Linked DNA regions of Homo sapiens: region 2 is linked to region 1. A link is a loop called in an ENCODE intact Hi-C map of the cell type or tissue named here. Cell type or tissue: HCT116. All regions are shown on one strand. Each heading gives the region's core, and the rest is flanking DNA. Links, peaks and the distances in the headings are about the cores only.

What was found. A loop is a pair of places that touch in the nucleus more often than their neighbours do. Peaks named below come from ENCODE experiments on the same cell type or tissue, not always from the same donor. Only the 100,000 strongest peaks of a DNase experiment are listed, where the experiment ranks them.
Region 2: a loop joins it to region 1, with 2.3 times the contacts of the local background. A loop is called at or near these places in 2 of 110 quality-filtered maps.

What each region holds. Positions count from the first base shown.
Region 1 is chr2:201,155,584-201,160,060 of GRCh38, reverse strand. The region is part of intron 8 of CFLAR (CASP8 and FADD like apoptosis regulator); the gene reads right to left. It overlaps CFLAR-AS1 (CFLAR antisense RNA 1), which reads left to right and starts at 2,269. Exons shown (of 7, transcript NR_040030.1): 1 at 2,269-2,306. RefSeq lists enhancers at 1,541-1,870, 1,891-1,970. In HCT116, for the core only: a CTCF peak has its summit at 1,530 (motif pointing right); a DNase peak (open chromatin) is centred at 1,530; H3K27ac peaks cover 751 bases.
Region 2 is chr2:200,942,214-200,947,133 of GRCh38, reverse strand. ORC2 (origin recognition complex subunit 2) reads left to right here. Exons shown (of 18, transcript NM_006190.5): 6 at 4,357-4,449. Among named protein-coding and RNA genes, the nearest start is that of ORC2, 19 kb to the left of the region's middle. In HCT116, for the core only: no CTCF peak of the experiment used is centred there; DNase peaks (open chromatin) are centred at 2,293 and 2,543; H3K4me3 peaks cover 1,504 bases; H3K27ac peaks cover 2,486 bases.

The sequences.
Region 1 (4,477 bases), core at 1-4,000:
TGGGAGAAGCCCACCACCACATCATGAAAGTACTCAAGCAGTCCCTCAGAGAGGCCCACATGAAGAACAGGCTTCCTGCCAACAGCTAGCACCAACTTCTCAGTCATGTGAGTGACCACCATAGAAGTGGAGCCTCCAATCCCAATCAAGCATTCAGATGACCCAGCTGACAACTGACCACAACTTCACTAGACTCTGGGCCAGAACAGCCCAGCTAAGCTGCTCCTAAATTCCTCACCCACAGGTGAGGATATAATTAAATTAGTAACTGTGAAGATATAATTAAATTAGTACTGTTGTTTTTAGCCACTAAATTTTGGAGTGATTTGTATACATTTTTAGGTAAATAATTCACCAGGTAAGTCCTTTGACCTTTCCTATCGGTAAAAGGAAAAGGCTTCTTACTTTTCTCCTTTGCTTGGCCCACAACTAAGGATTAAACAATGAATTATTGGCTGGGCGCAGTGGCTCACCTGTAATCCCAGCACTTTGGGAGGCTGAGGCGGGCAGATTACCTGAGGTCAGGAGTTCAAGACCAGCCTAGCCAACATGGCGAAACCCTGTCTCTACTAAAAATACAAAAATTAGTCAGGTGTAGTGGCACGCACCTGTAGTCCCAGCTACTCAGGAGGCTGAGGCAGGAGAATCGCTTGAACCCAGGAGGTGGAGGTTGCAGTGAGCCAACATTGTGACACTGCACTCCAGCCTGGGCAACAGAGTGAGACTCTGTCTCAAAAAAAAAAATTAATTATTATATCATGTAAGAATGAAGAGCTACAAAGGAGGTGCTGATATTCCTAAGTCTATAATCAATAAGCATCATTAACAAGGAAATAGGAGACATGATTCACAGGTTGCAAATAACCCATTAAATAGTGAGGGCAACCAGCCCCAGTGGCTCACATCTGTAATCCTAGCACTTTGGGAGGCCGAGACGGGCAGATCACCTGAGGTCAGGAGTTCGAGACCAGTCTGGCCAATATGGTGAAACCCCGTCTCTACTAAAAATACAAAAATTAGCCAGGCGTGGTGGTGCTCACCTGTAATCCCAGCTACTAGGGAGGCTGAGACAGGAGAATTGCTTGAACCCGGGAGGCAGAGGTTGCAGTGAGCCAAGATTGCGCCACTGCACTCCAGCCTGGGCAACAGAGCAGAACTCCGTCTCAAATTCAAATAATAATAATAATAATAATAATAATAATAATAATGATGAGGGCAAATGCCGTTACAGGATCTCTGGGTAGCTGTTATCAGGACTGTAATTTTGCACAGCCTTTTTGAAGAGCAATTTGGGAGTATCATTAAATTTTAAATGTGTATACCCTTTATAAAAAAAAGAAAACTCTGTGTGGTAGAAGAGGCCTGGACGCACTGTCCCCTAGCCATCTCCTCTGAGGGTGCAGGCTTGTTTCGATACCCAGTGCTGAATCCAGGCTGAACAAGGAGAGAACCTGGACTAGGACTCCAGTTCCATCACTGCTATTCTATTCCAAAGGACTCACACGTCTCTAATCATGGAGTATTTGCTCCTCCAGGGGGCAGAAGCAAACAGGGAAACACCAGACTCAAAGCTCTTTTGTGTACTTATCTCAAGATTGGTTCACTTCCCTCAAAACCTCTCTTCACTGATAAATGTCCTTCCTTATCAAACAAAGTCCTTGAAAGAAAACTTCACCACATTCTCCCTGCCCATGCTGATATGTAAGGCTTGGACAGAACAAATGCTGTACTGTGCCTTCCAGCTCTTTCCTTTATTTGTGCTCCCTGGAGGTTCTGGCTGGGGAAGCCCCTGTCACATGACTGTGAGCAGACAGCTGTGTGGTGCAGGGCAAAAGAGGAACCAGCCTTGGAATCACAAGATGTGGGTTTAAGTCCTAGTTCCTCCATCTCCTCCTACTAGGGTCTGAATCTTGCATGGTCTTGGAAGAGACTGAGCTATAACAGCAGAGAAGCTAGGAAGGAAATGGGAATCTGAGGTCTGGGGCAGAAAATCCTTACCTAAAAGAACAGAAGAAAAATGGCTAAAGCTGGAGGTGAAGCCAAAAACCATGCAGGTCCCAAGTGCCAATAAGAATAGCAGGTCTGAGCCTCAGACAAGACACAGCATTGCTTAAATATCCTGTGGCAAGGGAGTCACTCCACAGGCCCAGCCTGAAGACATTACCGCTGACATTTCCCATTAACGTCACAATTTTCCTCTATGAGGTGGTGAGGTGGAGTGGGAAGGGCTGTTAGCTGGCACTTGCAACTTTATTGCGCCAGCAAGAACATGCATACAGCCCAGTCTAACGTACAGGATCAAAAAGGTAATGACAGTGTGACTTTGAGTCAGTTTGAGTCAGCCCCAGTTTATTCATCTATAAAACAAGATTAAAACTAATGCTTGGCCAGGTGCAGTGGCTCACACCTACAATCCCAGCACTTTGGGAGGCTGAGGTGGGAGGATGGCTTGAGCTCAGGAGTTTGAGACCACCCTGGGCATCACAGGGAACCCCGTCTCTACAAAAAATAAAAAAACTAGCCAGGCATGGTAGTACAAGCCTGTAGTCATCACAGCTACTCAGGAGGCTGAGGCAGGAGGATCTCTTGAGCAGGAGGTTCTTCAAAAGGTGACTGTGAGGGCAGGGTACAGTGGCTCATACCTGTAATCCCAGCACTTTGGGAGGCCAAGGCGGGTGGATTGCTTGAGCTGCAGAGTTTGAGACCAGCCTGGGCAACATGGCGAAACCCCATCTCTACCAAAAATACAAAAATTGGCTGGGCATGGTGGCACGCATCTGTGGTCCCAGCTACTTGGGAGGCTAAGGAAGGAGGATCACTCGAGCCCAGGAAGTGGAGGAGCCAAGATCGCTCCACTGCACTCCAGCCTGGGTGAAAGAGTGAGACTCTGTCTCAGAAAAAAGGTGACCGTGAGGATCCAATGAGATTTCTGTAAAGATGCTTTGCAAACTGTGTTTATTCAAATATAAGATATTGACTTTAAAGGAAATAAAGGCAGCCATTTCAAAGTACAAATCACCAACCTTATGGTGTTGCACATCTCTCATGGAATCTCTCTCTTAGGACCTGGAGGGAGGTCTCTATATTCTAAACTAAAATGGGCTCAGAGCAGACAGAGTCCATATCCTATGTAGGTAGGACAGTAACTGTTTTGTCCTTGCACATAAATAGAGGAAGAAAAACTTGGGGGCTGGGTTTGGAAAATAAAATTTCAACAAACTACAGAAGACCCACTTCTCCTTCTAGAACCCACCCTGGAAATCCCACACTCAACCCAGTCTGATCTCCGTAAATTTCAACTGTTCTTTAGAACTTCTGGAAATGATGTGGGGGGGTGGGGAGGGGAAGGGCAGGGGTTCTTCTGGCCTTGCAGTTAGTACAGGGCTGTTCATTCAAGGCTAGGGTCAGCACTACTCACAGGTTTGAGGACTTCACAGATAAACCAAAAAAACCAAAATACAGTAAAATGTCATGACTTCATTAATTTAGAATTTGTTTTGATCTAAATGAGGATACATTTATCTTGACAATTTCTATGAAAAGGGCTTCATTAAATAAATGTATAAAATAAACAAGAATGAGGGAATGCTTCACCAGTTAATTTACAATCACATATTGAGTACCTTTAATAAGCCCAGTGTTAACTGCTATAGAGCACATGGGTAAAACATAAGATGGGCAAAACATTCTTAGTGAAAAAGGGAGTTCTGAGGTCAAACGTGTTTGGGAAATGCAAGGTGGACAAGGCTAAAATAGGTTTCTTCGCAGGAAGAATTCTCAGAGCCTTTAATAGGTCAATATGCATTGCAAATCTCTGAGGGGGAAGAGATTAGGCAGCGCTTCTCAAATTTACTTGACCGGAAAACTCTTGTTTTACAAAGTTCCCCTTATTGCCTACAGAAACACTTGGACAAGAGAATACATATCAAATATATGATGTACTTCAATCAAAGAGCTTATAATCTTGTTGGGGAAGCAAAGCTTATAAATACGCATAAAACAAAGATTACGTGGTGGCTCATGGCCATAATCCCAGTGCTTTGGGAGGCCAAGGCAGGAAGATCACTTGAAGCCAGGAGTTCAAGACCGCCCTGGGAAATACAGCAAAAGACCCTGTCTCTATAAAAAACAAAGTTAGCCAGACATGATAGCATGTGCCTGTAGTCCCAGCCACTCAGGAGGCTGAAGTGGGAGGATTGCTTCAGCCCAGAAGTTTGAGACCAGCCTGGGCAACATAGTGAGACCCTGTCTCTACAGAATATTTTAAAAATTAGATGGATGTGGTGGCGCCTGTGTGTAGTTCCAGCTACTTGGGAGGGTGAGGTGAGAGGATTGCTTGAGCCCGGGAGGTGAAGGCTGCAGTGAGCCATGATTGTACCCCTGTGCTCCATTCTGGGTGATAGAGCAAGACCCTGTCTCAAAAAAGAAAAGGAAAGTACAGAAAAATGTTCAAGCTTTTCAGAAAGAGCAGGATAGA
Region 2 (4,920 bases), core at 388-4,387, 210 kb after region 1:
GGTCAGGAGTTCAAGACCAGCCTGGCCAACATGGTGAAACCCAGCTCTACTAAAAATACAAAAATTAGCTGGGTGTGGTGGCACACACCTGTAATTCTGGCTACCTGGGAGGCTGAGGCAGGAGAATCACTTGAACCCAGAACGTGGAGGTTGCAGTGAGCCAAGATTGCACCACTGCACTCCAGCCTGGGTGACAGAAAGAGACTCCATCTGAAAAAACAAGAAATTAAGTTTTTAAATCTATAAAAATGACTGAATCCTGTATAGGAGCACTGAGAAACCAGAGAAGAAATGCTGATGTAATAATTAGAAAGATAAAGTAGACAGCAAGACCAAAATGAAACCCTAGGACAATGGTGCAGGACAAAGAAATACCACTGGAGAAAGAGGAGAATTATTATTGTAAAGTGAAATAGAACTCACAGGAGTAATCAAGTAGTAGTTCTCCATTTGGAGAATTAGCATGCTCATAACTTAAAGATGATAATGTGTTGTATTTGTAAGCACTGCATAAAACTGGAATATTATCCTCATTCTGCGCATTTCTGTCATCATATCTGAAAGAAATACACATTTTAAAGTCATGAGAAGATAGTTTTATAGATATTTCGTCTTTATTATTATGACCATGAAATTTCAGGAACGCAGTTTAACAGACTGATCAGACTTTCTATAATCTTTGTTTAGTTATGATGCTCTTTAATGAATTTCATTGACTCATTAAGTATTGTTGCTAATTGTGTTTACATCTAAATATATCAGTAAAATAGAATGCCTTAATATTTAATAAATAACATGATCTGCCAGAAAATCATATGTTATTCTGAGTATAAATGATGATTTTGTCCAGGCATGGTAGCTCACACCTATAATCCCAACACTTTGAGAGGAAAAGGTAAGAGGATCACTTAAGCCCAGGAGTTTGAGACCAGCCCGTGCAACCTAGTGAGACCTTGTCTCTATAAAAAAAAATTAAAAAAAAAAATAGATTTTCATATAATTGGGCTAACCAAGATATAGGGCTAGAAATAGACTATAAGTTAGATAGGAAGGCTTTGTAAAATACAGAGAATGTATCTAGAGTAAGAAAATAAATGTAAACAAAAGAGCAAAAGTAGAAGTACCAGGTAGAGAAGAAAGTGAGGAGTTCAGTCAGGCTGGAGAAATAAATGGGTAAATTAAAAATAGATTGAGATCCAGCAATCCCACTACTAGATATATACCCAAAGGGTATGAAATGAGTATGTCGAAGAGATATCTGCACTCCCGTGTTCATTGCAGTATTATTTTGCAATATCCAGGATATGGAATCAAGCTAAATGTTCATCAACAGAGGAGCAGATAAATATAAATGAGGTAAAAGAAAATAAGTATCTTTTTAAAAAAATTAGAAAATAGATTGGTTAGATAGGACCAGATAATAGACTAATCTAAAGCTATCATTAGACAGAGACCAGTTTATTGTGTAAAATACAATACAGATGAATTAATAGAATAATGAATATAAAGATACAAAATTTATGCCCTATTTTTTTTTGCAAGCCCACAAATAATATCATAATTTTTTTTAAGGGTCTCACTGTATTGCCCCGGCTGGAACGTGTGGTGTAATCTTGGCTTGCTGCAACTTCCATGTCCTAGGCTCAAGCAATTTTCCTGCCTCAGCTTCCTTTCCTCAGTGTCCCTTTAGCTCGGGCTAAAGTCACACGCCACCACACCTGGCTAATTTTTCTATTCTTTTGTAGAGACAGGGTTTCTTCATGTTGCCCAGTCTGGTCTCGAACTCCTAGACTCAAGTGATCCACCCACCTCGGTCTCCCAAAGTGCTGGGATTATAGGCTTGAGCCACCATGTCCAGGTCTAATTTTCTATTAATAGAGTCAACAGCCATGCCATTACATTTCATTTAATATCATCAAAAACAAATATGACATAGGAGCAAGAAAAGAATAAAAACTGTACACATGCATTGAAAGTGTGCATGTAGATGATTAATACAGAGCAAAGGTCAGCCAGCTTTTTCTGTAAAGGGCCAGACAGTAAATATTTTCAGCTCTGTGAGCTAGACAGTCTCTGTTGTGACTACTGAACTTGGCTGTTGTAGCTGAAAAGCAGCCACAGACAATACGTATGGATGGTGTGGCTACATAAAGCTGTACTTAAAACAAGTGGAAAGGCTGGGTTTGGCCCCATAGACTTATAGCTTGCTGACCCCTGACATAAAGAAACACTGTAACTTTTTGCCATTCATAGTCATAACTAAACACAAAGTTATGTGTTAAATAGTGATTCACCGCTGGGCGTGGTGACTCATGCTTGTAATCTTAGCACTTTGAGAGGCCGAGGCGGGAGGAGAACTTGAGGCCAGGAGTTTGAAACCAGCCTGAGCAACATAGGAAGACCCAGTCTCTACAAAAATTTAAAAATTAGCTAGGCATAGTGGCGCACGCCTGTGGTCTCAGCTATTTGGGAGTTTGAGGTGGGAGGATTGCTTGGGCCCAGGAGGTCAAGGCTGCAGTGAGCCATGATCACGCCAGTGTACTCCTGGGCGACAGGTACTTGTACTAGGCATTGTGCCTGGTGCTTATTAGACATGTTGAGTCATCCAAGAGGTGTTGGAATGTCTGCCTATCTCTGTGTGCTCACAAAAATGACTATCTTAGCCGGGCGCGGTGGCTCACACCTGTAATCCCAGCACTTTGGGAGGCCAAGGCAGGCAGATCACGAGGTCAGGAGTTTGAGACTAGCCTGGCCAGCATGGTGAAACCCCCGCTCTACTAAAAATACAAAAAATTAGGTGGGCATGATGGCACACATGTGTAATCCCAGCTACTCAGGAGGCTGAGGCTGGATAACTGCTTGAACCTGGGAGGCAGAGGGTGCAGTGAGCTGAGATCGCACCACTGCACTCCAGCCTGGGCGACAGAGCAAGACTCTATCTCAAAAAAAAAGAGACTATCTTGTTCTTAATCCTCTTCAATTCTTCCTTTTTATTCTTTTCTCCCTGGCTCCTTTGTAGTTTAATAGTTATTTAAAATCAGGTGGAGCATTTTTATGTTTCAGTATAACACCAAAATGATCTCAGCTAAGTTGCTTTTGTTGCTTCTTTTCATATGAAGTTTTTTCCCTATCCTGTGAATCAGCCTTTAATCCAAAAATGACATAAAGAGAAGAGCAAGGACTGAGCCTTAAGTATGCCTAGAATGTTGAGGAGGCTGAGGACAGTGAAGAAGAGATGAAATAACCACAACCAGTAGCTTGGGAACCAGGATAATGTCATAAGACTCAAATGGAGGAATTAATATCAAGGGAAGATTAAAAAAAAAAAAAAAACTTAGTGAATCATATAGAAGACCGAAGGGATTAAGGAAGAAGAAGCAGCCAATTCATTTGTAGAGATTGTTATGAGTATTTTGGGTCAGTTTCAAGACTGGAGGATAAAAATGGGGGCAGGTTAGAAAGGTTTAGGAGCCAGTAAAATGGCTTTCACTTGTACAAATTTAACTACACCTTCTCCATTTAGAGAAAAAAAGCAAAAAAGCAGTTAATTTGGTATGTGCCCTTTTTCTCAGTGAACAGTGTCCCAGTGTGAGAGTTAACTTGGAAAAGGTAAATCTGTTTCTTCATTTGGGTTCATTTTCCACATGCCTCTCATGGTGTGAGTGTGAGAGCATCATTAAAGATAACACTTATATTTTTTTATTTAAAATGGCCTCTATTATAAGTGATTTGGTCTTTGGTCTTTAGAAAAAAAAAGCGAGAGAAAGAAAATTGTTAAAGTAAAAATAAAATGGCCCCTAAACAAAAGACCACTATTCCATTTATTCTCGGTTGAAGAAATGGCCATCTGTTCAACACTCTATTTTATGTATTATTTATATGTATTATAGACTTTTTGGCACAAAATAAACTGTTCACACTTTATGGAAGATTTAAAAGATTTTAAAGTATAATTTTAACTCTGCACAGTTTTCACTTGATTTTAGATCTCACTTTCTGGCCCTTCTTTCTCACCCCCCATCAAAGATGTGCCTCAACTATATATGGTAAGAAATGAAAGGAACATAAGTGGTTGATGGAGAGGAGAGTATGGTAATTAGAGAAAGCAGCAAGGTCAAAGTTAGTTATTTGTATTTTCTTTTAAAGAAATCTGTGGGTAATATGAAGGAAAATTTGAAGATTCTGGGAAGACAGCTAATAAAGGTGAAAGCAGTATTACTCCTAATATGGGTAGGATTATTTTTCTGATAAAAGTAACAGAGGTTTTTAAAGAATTTTTGTAAGCGTAATAAGGTTATTTCCCTCTTTATCTACTGTTGTCCTTTAAAAGGTTTTTATATATTTCTTTGTTTACAGCTTCAGAACTAGCAAAAACACCACAAAAAAGTGTTTCATTCAGTTTGAAGAATGATCCTGAGATTACGATAAACGTTCCTCAAAGTAGCAAGGGTAAGACATTACATTAGTTCTTTGAAAAGAATTTTCATAGTTGCTTCAAGATAGAGCATGTTACTTTTTTCCTTGTTTGTGAATTTTTATATATATTTTCTTCTTTTCTGAAAATTCATTCAACAAAATGCAATTAATATTTCAACTCATGTACCTTAGTATACCCGTGTTTAGCAGTCAGTAAGAGGGAAAAATATCTGTGCTAACTGAAGTTGTGCAAATTGACAGGGTTAACCAGAAATAGTCTTTAAGTCCTGTTGTCATGTGCTTGAGTTAGCCAATTATTTATAGAAGATTTGGCTTTGGGAAATACTATATGAAATAAGGCGTTTGGAGTTTGGAAGTCTTACAGATTGTGGAGCAGCTGTTTTTGAATGATCCATTCTAACTAGATTAAAAAGTGTACATTTCGTTGCTCTTTATTTATATTTTTGTTTTTGTTTTTGAACACCAATGTCACTTGCCGACATT